Linked DNA regions of Homo sapiens: all the other regions are linked to region 2. A link is an interaction called in ENCODE POLR2A ChIA-PET data of the cell type or tissue named here. Cell type or tissue: MCF 10A. All regions are shown on one strand. Region 1 overlaps SGK1 (serum/glucocorticoid regulated kinase 1). Region 2 has its middle 41 kb from the start of ALDH8A1. Region 3 overlaps LOC124901404 (a long non-coding RNA gene).

What was found. ChIA-PET counts read pairs that join two places held together with the same protein. Peaks named below come from ENCODE experiments on the same cell type or tissue, not always from the same donor. Only the 100,000 strongest peaks of a DNase experiment are listed, where the experiment ranks them.
Region 1: POLR2A ChIA-PET joins it to region 2 with 5 read pairs; 5 of 35 experiments call an interaction of 5 or more read pairs at or near these places.
Region 3: POLR2A ChIA-PET joins it to region 2 with 11 read pairs; 1 of 35 experiments calls an interaction of 5 or more read pairs at or near these places.

What each region holds. Positions count from the first base shown.
Region 1 is chr6:134,166,803-134,170,802 of GRCh38, forward strand. It overlaps SGK1 (serum/glucocorticoid regulated kinase 1), which reads right to left. Exons shown (of 14, transcript NM_001143676.3): 14 at 2,454-3,633. The coding sequence ends at 3,466. Among named protein-coding and RNA genes, the nearest start is that of SLC2A12, 120 kb to the left of the region's middle. In MCF 10A, no CTCF peak of the experiment used is centred here; no DNase peak of the experiment used is centred here.
Region 2 is chr6:134,907,147-134,911,146 of GRCh38, forward strand. No RefSeq gene overlaps it. Among named protein-coding and RNA genes, the nearest start is that of ALDH8A1, 41 kb to the right of the region's middle. In MCF 10A, no CTCF peak of the experiment used is centred here; DNase peaks (open chromatin) are centred at 1,215 and 2,035.
Region 3 is chr6:134,107,320-134,111,319 of GRCh38, forward strand. The region is part of intron 2 of LOC124901404 (a long non-coding RNA gene); the gene reads left to right. Among named protein-coding and RNA genes, the nearest start is that of SLC2A12, 57 kb to the left of the region's middle. In MCF 10A, a CTCF peak has its summit at 3,943 (motif pointing right); DNase peaks (open chromatin) are centred at 2,412 and 3,942.

The DNA of each region.
Region 1 (4,000 bases), 740 kb before region 2:
TTTTCCAATCAATTGTCGTGCTCAAAGGCAGGCTGGCTGGGGCTCAGGGAATGTGCTGGCAGGGATATGCCCCACTCCCTTAGGTAAAAGATACCTCTGCACACACATTATTTGACAGTACAGTGCTTAGTAAATATTTGTCATTTGTTTATTGATCTCTTGTTCTTTCTTGACTTCCCTGTTCTTGCCTTGTTCTCTTCCCACCCACTTGTGCTTGATCTTATCTCCCATCTGGGTGACAATGTTTGGGTCTCCTCTGGCACCTTTCAATTCTGGAGAAACACAATTCAGATCTTCTATGTGAAGTGATGGACTATAATCCAGTAAACCAGAATTCTACCTTCAAAACATAAAAAAAAGCTTTGTAACTCGTGACTGGCCCATCTGAGTTATCTATAATTAGATTGCAGATTCCTAAGCCCACCTGAACTGTGTTCAGATGAAAATGAGATTTAAGCACTTTTTGTTCGAGGAGGAATTCATAACTGTTATTGAGAATGAGAATGAGGGGGAATATGCAATGAGTCTCTATGTTAGAGCCGGCATCAATCTTTAATAGGAAAATACATGCTTTTTTTTTGTTTTGTTTTTTGAGACAGAGTCTTGCTCTGTCGCCCAGGCTGGAGTGCAGTGGTGCGATCTCGGCTCACTGCAAGCTCCGCCTCCCTGGTTCACGCCATTCTCCTGCCTCAGCCTCCCGAGTAGCTGGGACTACAGGCGCCCACCACCACGCCCGGCTAATTTTTTTGTATTTTTAGTAGAGACGGGGTTTCACCATGTTAGCCAGGATGGTCTCGATCTCCTGACCTCGTGATCTGCCCGCCTCGGCCTCCCAAAGTGCTGGGATTACAAGCGTGAGCCACCGTGCCTGGCCTTGCTTTGGACTCTTTATTTGTCAACTGGGCCCGGTAGGGAATTGAACACGTAGCTAATGCCTGTAGAGCAGTAAGTCAACAGCAGAGCATGACCGGTGGCCCACCTTGAGCAAAAAGCTATCGACTCGTTTTCATCTTCTTCCTTCATTAGATCATGAGGGAGAAGAACTCGGTTATCTCTGAACACCTGTTTGGCCCTTGGAAACCTTGTGGGGTAGGAGAGGGGGACTGAGGCAAAGTGAGGTGAGACCCAAGAGCAAGGATAAGAGGAAAAAAGCTCACAGCTTTCCCTTGGGGAAATCCCTGTGCGAACTGGAAGGTCAGGGTAGCGGGGGTGCAGCAGGCCTACAGGGTGCTTTTGCAATTAAGGCAGCAGCAACATCAACTGTTTGGGGATTCCCTGATTATTTGTTAAGTATTTGTGTGGAAGACCTAGAAGAGTGAAAAAGTCCAAACCTTTGGACTCAAGATCTCCAAGGATGGTGCCACCTCGCTTTCTCCCACAGGTAATATCACAGTGGGGTGAGCTCTAGGAGTGGGCTCTGCCACACAGCCCCAGAGCCTGCTGGGCCCTTAGGGTGCTAGGTAGACACTGGCTCAAGAAGCTTCAGTCCAAGCTAGGGATGAGCTCCTTCAGGGTCCCTTTACTGAGCTCACTCTAGACCTGGGTCAACTCCAGGTACTCTCAGAAACCAGATGTCCCAGCCAGGTCAGCTTTTTGGGAACATATCCACTTATTTAAAACATTCTCCCCAGCACTTAGGGAAGCCGAGGCAGACAGATCACTTGAGGCCAGGGATTCGAGACCAGCCTGGCCCACATGGTGAAATCCCATCTCTACTAAAATACAAAAATTAGCCAGGCATGGTGGTGCATGCCTGTAGTCCCAGCTACTCAGGAGGCTGAGATGGGGGGATCACATGAACCCAGGAGGCGGAGGCTGCAGTGAACCAAGATCACACCACTGCACTCCAGCCTGGGCGACAGAGTAAGACCGTGTCTCAAAAAAAAAAAAAAAAAAAAAAAAAATTCTCACCCTCTTGTGTGGCATTCTCCTAAACTTCACAGACTATTTCTCAATTTCCATCTCAACTAACTGCTTTAGGTCGGCCTTCTTCATCAGGCTCTGGAAGGGCGAAGTTGTCTGCTTTGTCCACTACGATATCCTGAGCACTCGCAATAGAGCCCAGAGTAGGCTTTCAAATATTTCTGGAAAGAATTACCTGTAACTGAAGACAAGCCAAATGTCAGGACAAATAGTCCAACTTCACAGGACAGGCAATAAATACAGGAAGCATTACTTCATAGCAATCCTTGCAAGATGAGTAAATTGCAAAGGATTTCCTTGGATGGATTTATGAATGACAGACACCATAAAATGCTGCTAAAAAGGCCTGGAACGTAGGTTGGCTTTAAGACCATCCTATACTCCCCTGGAGTCAGAAACCACTGCTGTTGGGAGCAAACCACTAAGCAGGAAATTACAGCAGGATTTTCATGGTTTTCAATTTTAAACTAACCCATGATTACCCCCTTAACCAAAATATACAAAATAACACATGACACAATATATGTAAATATTTTTCAAGGTTTTATTGCAAACCAAAATCAGTTTATCACACACAAAAAAAGTTGTGTGATGGGATGAGGGAAGGATTGTACGTATTATAACCATGTTAATTACAGTACATTAAAATGGTGGTTTACATTACAAATAAGCCTGTAAGTTTAAATATACTAGTGTTATAACCCAATGTACAGACGTTCTTTATACAATACATACAATTATCAGGAATGCAAAAAAAAAAACATAAATAATGCCCATTTTACAGGTGACATTTTAAACAATGAAAAACACCAACGGCTCTGACTGACAACTGGGGCATTGGTCCATAAAAACCCTTTCTAAAAATAGAAATATTTGTAGCAGCAATGCTTTCTTTAAGCATCTGAATACGAGTCATTGCAAGACCATTTCAATAAATTTTAGTTATTAACCGTATCTTACAAAAAAGTCTACACATAAATTTATCTTCCAAATATGGAAGAAACAAACAATGTCCCACGTTGTAGTGTCCTGCAAGTGTCACATTGATGCTTATAACAAAATCCATCTGTGATCAGGCATACCACACTCACACGACGGTTCACACAGCATATCCACAAGGGAAAATAAAGAACTGAAACACTGCGATAGGAAAAGCTTTGGAGCTAACACAATCTCTTCAGAAAAGGCACATTTCATAATATTCGTCATCACAGCCCAGACAGATCTGCAGGAGACCTTTTTTAGAACAGCGTCCGCTTTCTAACGAAACTCCTGCCTCCGTCTAAGGCGGCACTCTAACGCTCGTTTCAGAGATAGCACCACGTTGGAAGGAAGAATAAAAATGAAAACCTCATGAGCTCACTGAGGAGAATGTGCTCTTCAAAAAGCTTCCAGCGAACAGTGTGCAATAAGATTGCTAAGCTTCCAGAGATGTGCAAATTCTCTTGTAAGATGTCCTGTCAGCTGGCGGCTCCACCAAAAGGCTAACTAAAACATTCGGAAACACACATAAAATCCTTTAAAACCAAGCCCTAACAGGGTTCAGAGGAAAGAGTCCGTGGGAGGCGCATAGGAAAAGCCTAGGAAAGCCTCGGCAGCTTCCTTGACGCTGGCTGTGACGAGGACGCTGTCAGGGGACTTGCCAATGGAGTTGGGGACAGGCTCTTCGGTAAACTCGGGGTCAAAGTGCCGTAGGTCGTTGGGCCCACTCTGTGACGGGAAGGGAAAAACACTCTTGTCAAGAACTCACACTAGACACAGGACAGGGAAATCTTGACCAGGCTTTAAATACCAAGTTTAAGTCTTATATCAACTTCCATAATCACCCACTTCAAGCACAAAATCTCAAAAGGCTACACACAGTTAAACATAAGAATAATGTTCACTTGTTGCCTTTTGGTGCTTCGAATTGATAAATGTGTCTAAAAATTATGGGAGCCTTGTTGGGACACAAAAATGTGCTTTTTATGTAGGTAAAATAACAGGTTTATGGAGAAAACATCTGCCAATGTATTCCTTCCAACCCTCCCCCAGACAATTCTGAATTAAAATAAATGCCCTTTGGGCTTCTCTATAC
Region 2 (4,000 bases):
TTAGCCTTTTTTATTTAAAGTCAAGCTATACACAAAGTACAGAAAGCCAACTTAAAATTACAGAACAGAGTGCAGAAGTTACTAGCCTAGATAATGAAATTAATCAGCGGGCCAGTTGAGAGGGGAAAGGATGGAGGCCTGGGATGGTGGTCACCATCTACTTTCCTCATCTTACAGAACAGGGAGAAGGTAGATAATGTCAAAACTCGATAAATCAACAGATTAAAATTTATACATATTAAAGTTATCCATGCAACCATTAAATATCTTAATATATGTTTATAAATATATATTTTATATTTATATATATTTTTATATATAAATATATATTTTATATTTATATATATTTTTATATATAAATATATATTTTATATTTATATATATTTTTATATATAAATATATATTTTATATTTATATATATTTTTATATATAAATATATATTTTATATTTATATATATTTTTATATATAAATATATATTTTATATTTATATATATTTTTATATATAAATATATATTTTATATTTATATATATTTTTATATATAAATATATATTTTATATTTATATATATTTTTATATATAAATATATATTTTATATTTATATATATTTTTATATATAAATATATATTTTATATTTATATATATTTTTATATCTAAATATATATTTTATATTTATATATATTTTTATATCTAAATATATATTTTATATTTATATATATTTTTATATATATATATATTTTATATTTATATATATTTATATATATATATATTTTATATTTATATATATTTTTATATATAAATATATATTTTATATTTATATATATTTTTATATATAAATATATATTTTATATTTATATATATTTTTATATATAAATATATATTTTATATATATTTTTTTATATATAAATATATATTTTATATATATTTTTTTATATATAAATATATATTTTATATTTATATATATTTTATATATAAAAATATATATATTTTTATATAATATAAAATATTTTTTATTATAATAATAATAAACACCTTCCCCAGAGACAACCTGGAAAGCCTGCTCCAGGTGAGGTCAAAGGAGGACAATGTCCTCTCGTGCCCGAAGTGCTGCCGGCTGTTCAGCAGGAAGACCTGGAGAGGCAGACCCCCTGGGAACCAACTTCCCACTGCGCTACTCTTTCCCTTCTGCCTGGCACAGGGAGTGCCGGGGGCTGGTCTAGGATGATTCACCTGCCTTCAGGCCATCCATGTTAGATATTCCCATAAGCCACTGAGCTCAGACTTTTGAAAGACAATTTCAGCCAGGCGCGGTGGCTCACACCTATGATCCCAGCACTTTGGGAGGCCGAGGCGGGCAGATCACCTGAGGTCAGGAGTTCGAGACCAGCCTGGCCAAAGTGGTGAAACCTTGTCTCTACTAAAAATACAAAAATTAGCCAGGCGCGGTGGTGCATGCCTGTAATCCCACCTACGTGAGAGGCTGAGGCAGGAGAATTGCTTGAACCTGGGAGGTGGTGGTTGCAGTGAGTTGAGATGGCACCATTGCACTCCAGCCTGGGTGACAAGAGCAAAACTCCGTCTTGAAAAAAACAAAGGAAGGAAGGAAAGAAAAGAAAAGAAAGTTTCAAAGCCCTTGGTCCTTGCTTCAGATCTGCTTATCTTCTGGGAATTTCCAGCGTCCTTTGCTTGGGGGTGCCTGCAGCTGACTATGACTCCATTAATATAGGGTGGATTCACCCCTGAGATGTCCCAGGGCCAAGCCTCTCACTTCAGGCTTTGTTCATGAGGGTTTCAGTTTGTAGTGTGGGGAAGATATTTTGTTCCTGGGTATCTACAGCAAGCCTTCTGAAATGTGTGTAACAGTCCAGAACAGTCACTGTCAGTCTCTGCTGCCAAGCTTGTCGGTGCCTCGTGTCAGCGCTGACTCACCCAAAGGCCGGTGCAAATCATCATCATCACGACTCTGAGGCTTCTGCCAAACAAATCATAGGCTGCTTGCTCTTCGGGGAAGAATCGTAATTCTGATTGCAGCTGGCCATTCATCAGGTGCTGGGAATCTGCCTAATCTTGTCTGTTGGCCTAGGATATGCCAGCTCCACGCATCTGATGATGACTTTCCCATCCCACACCTCGTCGCAGCCCTCCTCCACATTCCTCAGTCCAGTCTTACCCTTGGAGCGATCAGAACATTCCAACCTCATCTCATAATGGCAGTTCATTCCAGTGTGACTCAACAATTTCCAACAAAGCCTTGAAAAATACTCCCGGAATATTAGGGATTCATGGAGTCACTGAATCATAACAAGGTTAATTGCCAGGGTTGTTGAAATCACCCTGTGTAGCTCTCTCCCCACTGCCAGATGGACAACTGAGGCATGGAGAAGCTTATTGGCTTGCCAAGGATCTTACAGCAAACAACTCCTAAACAGAACTAGAATGCAGAATATACAGAACCTATAGAAATATACAAGCATCAAAGAAGTAGAGGTATTCTGAGGATAATGACAACTAATTGCAAATTCTGATTAAGTATTTTGGAGCTCCTGCCTACATATAATAAGCAGCTGGCCTCTATGTGTTCTTAATTACAGCTGTTGGAATTGGAGTTATATGTGAAACAAGTACTCTATTTTAATATTTCAAGCTCAGACATAGTGAATGGCGGGAGAGGGTGGAAACCCCTTCCCTGGGGGACTGAAGGTAGAGTGGGGCCATCTGGGGTGGTTGGGCTGCTGTGTGGGGAGCAGCCTCTGACTCTGTGCAATTTATGTGACAGCCCCAGAGCTTCGGGCTCTGTGACTACACGTGCCAATTGCCTGCAGGAGCAGGTCCCTGCACAGAGCATAAAATGCTCTCCTGAAGCATCTTTTTAAAGTGCCCACATACCAGGTCCCAAGGACTGCCGCTGGGAAGTAAGCAGCAGGCGCTCATGAATTTCTAATAGAGGAAAAATGATTTTCATGCAACATCCTTGAGAAATCAAAGCATGTGAGAATCATCAAGATAGGTAAAAATTTGAATATCAGCATATTTATCTCTTCAGGGGATTTTTGAACAATTTCTCTGATGTTTCAAGTTCAGCAAAATACATACTTCTGAGGTCCTCTTTGCATTGATTTTAGGTATCTTAGGGGAAATGTATTCTCCCACTAATAATCTACCAGAAAGCAGCTCTGAGCGTTTCTTTCTAGTAACTCCTGGGGTCCTGAGACTTGGGACTTGGACTCAGCGGTCTGCATTCAGGTCGAGTTCAGTCATTGGGATGGAAGTGATACAGTCCCCCTTGGGAGCGATACCAAAGTGCTTACCGAGCACTTGCTTCAAGCTGAGATGACTGAACTCTCCTCCCCTCTCCTGCCCCTTCCTCTGATATCCTAAATAAAGGGAGAGAGTTCACAGCTCCTGGACAGTATTCGCAGAACATGTACTGCACCCTTTCCTCAGGATGTATTTAGTGAATCCTAATCTTGAGAAAGACTGACTCCCTGAACTTTAAGGTTAGAAATAATTAGACAAGAAAATCCCTTCTCTGGATTTCTTGTAACTGTCAAAAATGATGAGTAGTGGAAAAATGGCTTCAGGTCATACTTCTCGCTCTCCCTGAACCTTTGCACTGTATTGTGTATAAAAAGAATATAATGTCCCTGTGTCATGATAGGGTGAATGTTGCTATTTCTGCCTTTTGACTGTTCATTATCATTTGCTATCATAAGCCAAGGGCCTGATAGATAGCTGCAGAAACCTAAATAAATGCAATAATTACTCAGGACTGTTCAACCCACTCATCCTCTCATTCACCTCTCCTGTACTACAGAAAATACCTCCTTTTGTCTTGGCAAACACAATTTGGAAAAATGGTTTAAGCCCTGGCAGCAATAGATAGCTAATTATATTCTATTTTGATTGCCTTAGAGGTTAGCCAGCCAGAAAGCAACATTTCATTTCCATGTTCTGAAGAATTTTAAGGCATCCCAGTTCCATTTTTTCTTTTTCTTTTCTTTA
Region 3 (4,000 bases), 800 kb before region 2:
GATACTTAGCTCTGAGGGGCCATTCTGAGTCCCTTGTCATGTAGTACCCTTTGTCTTTAAAGGCAGCAATAGAGAATCTTCCTTGTGCTAGAGGCTTCTTACATTTAAAATCTCTGTCTCCAGGAAGAGCTCAGTCCCTTTTCAAGGGCACATCTGATTAGGTCAGGCCAACTGAATATAACCTCCCTTTCTTAAAGTCAACTACAGTAATCTAGCCATAGGAGTGACTATTCTATTATATTTACAGTTCAGTCTCATACTCAAAAGGAGGGAATTACACAGGTTGTGTACGTCAAGGGGCAGCAACCTTGGGGACCAGCTTAGCATTCTACCTTCTGAGGCAGGAGAAAAGGGTCTGGAGGCAGGGAACGTAAGGCTGATTTGCGCCGACTTCCTAGAGCTAAATCAAAAGGAAAACTCCAACTTTCCATGCCCAAGTAACAAAAGAGCCAAAGGCTACTCCCTTTGCAACCCCCATCTTTTCTGTGTGGCAGATAAAAAACTGAAAATACCTCTGACTGGTCCCCTCCTACAACCAATCAGCCTGGTCGCCGGGCCAGGTCTTCATTTGCATAGGAGTATAACTTTGTAACTTCACTTCAGTCTCTGATTGATTGGTCACTGTCCACAACCAAACAGACTGATCACAGGGCACTACTTCATTTACATAGGGTGTACACAAAGTAACCAATGGGAAACCTCTAAAGGGTATTTGAACCCCAGAAAATTCTATACCCACTAAATAACAAATTCCCATTTTCTCCTCCCAATATTTTTTCAATTTTAAATCAATTTAACTTGTTAATTTTTATAATTATAAAATTTCTTCCAGCACTTTGGGAGGCCAAGGCAGGAGGATCGCTTGAACCCAGGAGCTCAAGACCAGCCTGAGCAACATGGGGAAACCCTGTCTCTACCAAAAAAAAAAAAAAAAATTGGTGGGTGCAGTGGTGCATGCCTGCGGTCCCCAGCTATTCAGAAGGCTAAGGCAGGAGAATCACCTGAGCCCAGAGCAAGACCCTATCTTAAACAAAAACAAAAACAAAAACAAACAAACAAAAAACCAATAGCAAGAAAAACAATGGCTATAATGCAATTAGCCTATCATTATATTAAAATATTTAGTTTATGTCTATAATTCTCATTTTGTTGATTATTGTATTAGTCCATTTTCACACTGCTAATAAAGACACACCCGAGACTGGGTAATTTATACAGGAAAAGGGTTTAATGGACTCACAGTTCCACGTGGCCAGGGAGGCCTCACAATCCTGGGGGAAGGTGAAAGGCACATCTCACATGGTGGCAGACAAGAGAAGGGAGCTTGTGTAGGGAAACTCCCCTTTATAAAACTATCAGATCTCATGAGCCTTATTTGCTGTCATGAGAACAGCATGGGAAAGACCTGCCCTCATGATTCAATCACTTTCTCTTGGGTCCCTCCCACAACACATGGGAATTCAAGATGAGATTTGGGTAGGGACACAGACAAACCATATCAATTATCAAGAGTTATTATATCATAATTCACATCACTGATAATAGAAATACCTGTAGATTTAAATTGAGAACTCAGCAATAAAATTCTGGAATAGTAAACAAACAGCAGATTCTATGAATTGCATTATGAAATGTCAAATTTAACATATGCATTAATACTGATAAAATATTTTTTTACAACAGAGATGCATCAGCTTATCAATTGGAAAGGCAGCTCCTTATTTAGATGCACAGGTTATTTTAGTATTGTTTGGTCAACAAGGTCATTAGATGATCAAACTTGCTTCTCTGAAATCAGCACTGAAGTTCTGTTACTTATATAATACATGTGCATTCTCAAGTACACCTATCTTCTCCTTAGGCCCTTATTATCTCACTTTATTCTACTGCATTAGTCTCCTATGTGACTTCTCTCTGAGACTTCTTTGGGCTTCAGTCCACTCTTGATATCGTTGCCAAATTAATTTTCCTAACACCAAATTCTGATCTTGTCAACCACAACTGAAAAATACTGAATGAATTTTCATGGCTTAGAATAATGGTTCTCAAATGTTGCTAAAAGTTAGCATCAGCTGGAGAGCTTTCAAAATTCTGATGCACAAGCCACACTCCAGTCTAATTAAATGAGAACCTTGGGATGGAGTGAAGTGGGGGGCGGGAATGAGACCTAGGCATCAGTAGGTTTGTTTTTTTTTTTTTGAGACGGAGTCTCTCTTTGTGGCCCAGGCTGGAGTGCAGTGGCGTGATCTCGGCTCACTGCAACCTCCACCTCCCTGGTACCAGTTCAAGCAATTATCCCTACCTCAGCCTCTTGAGTAGCTGGGATTACAGGCATGCGCCACCAAGGCATCAGTAGTTTTTAATACAGTCATGCATTGCTTAACGACAGGAAGCGTTAAGAGAAATGTGTCATTAGGCGATTTCATCATTGTGCAAACATCATAGAATGTACTTAAACAATCCTAGATGGTCTACTAGATGTGTGTGGTAGTCTATTGCTCCACAGCTACAATTTGTACAGCATGTTACTGTAATGAATACTGCAGGCAATTGTAACATAAAGGTAAGTATTTGTGCATCTACACATATCTAAACATAGAAAAGACACAATAAAAATATGGTATAAAAGATTTTTTTTTTTTTTTTTTTTTGGAGACAGAGTCTCGCTCTGTCACCCAGGCTGGGGTGCAGTGGTGTGATCTCAGGTCACTGCAACCTCTGCCTTCTGAGCTAAAGAGATTCTCCTGCCTCAGTCTCCCAAGTAGTTGGGACTGCAGGTGCATGCCACTGTGCCCGCCACCACGTGCAGCTAATTTTTGTATTTTTAGTAGCACTTTGGGAGGCCAAGGTGGGCCAGTCACCTGAGGTCAGGAGTTTGAGACAAGTGTGGCCAACATGGCAAAACCCTGTCTCTACTAAAAATACAAAATTAGCTGGACATGGTGGTGAGTGTCTATAATCCCAGCTACTTGGAAGAATCCCTTGAACCTGGGAGGCAGAGGTTGCAGTGAGCCGAGATCGTGCCACTGCACTCCAGCCTGGGCTACAGAGTGAGACTCCCTCTCAAAAAAAAAAAAAAAAAAACCACAGAAAATTTTGCTGCTTCTTACTGAGAACCACTAGGCTAGACTAGTTAGAGATAACCTAATCAGATCAAAAACTTTAAAAATGTTTATTGATTATAATAATAATAAGGTGTGAACCAGGAATGAAAACTCCTTACTTCATCCTACATTGAGAAATGACAAACATTACATTGATGCCTTTACTTTTAGAAACTGCAACAAATTCAAATCTGATTCAGGCTTTCTAGCCTATTACAATTCCCTTGGCCCATGATCTATATGGAGTTGGAAGGGCTCATGTAGCACATGACCTATTATACAGCTTACTGGGGAAACAGGGTCCTATTTCTCAAGCTTCACCAGAGCAGAAACTTCATCTATCTTATTTAAAGATGTATTCTCAGAACCTTGAACAATGTTTCATATTGGATATTTAAAATTTACTTGATAACGAGGCCAGGCGCAATGGCTCATGCCCGTAATCCCAGCACTTTGGGAGGCTGAGGCAGGTGGATTACTTGAGGTCAGCAGTTCAAGACCAGCCTGGCCAATGTGGTGAAACCCCGTCTCTACTAAAAATACAAAAATTAGCCAGGTGTGGTGGCGCACACCTGTAATCCCAGATACTCAGGACGCTGAGGCAGGAGGATCACTTGAACCCTGGAGGTGGAAGTTGCAGTGAGCAGAGATCGTGCCATTGCACTCCAGCCTGGGAAACAGAGCAAGACTTTTCCTCAAAAAAAATTATTTGATAAAGATATGCAATTCTCCAATTAATGATTTGAGATCCATACAATCCTATATAATCACCTCCCCTCCTTTCCTCCTAAATTATAAAAGTCATCCATCTTTCAAACACTAGGTGGCGCTGGTCAGCCCACAGGCACTAAAGGCTCTTTTAAAACTGCCACATGGTGTCCCTGTTGAGCACCAAT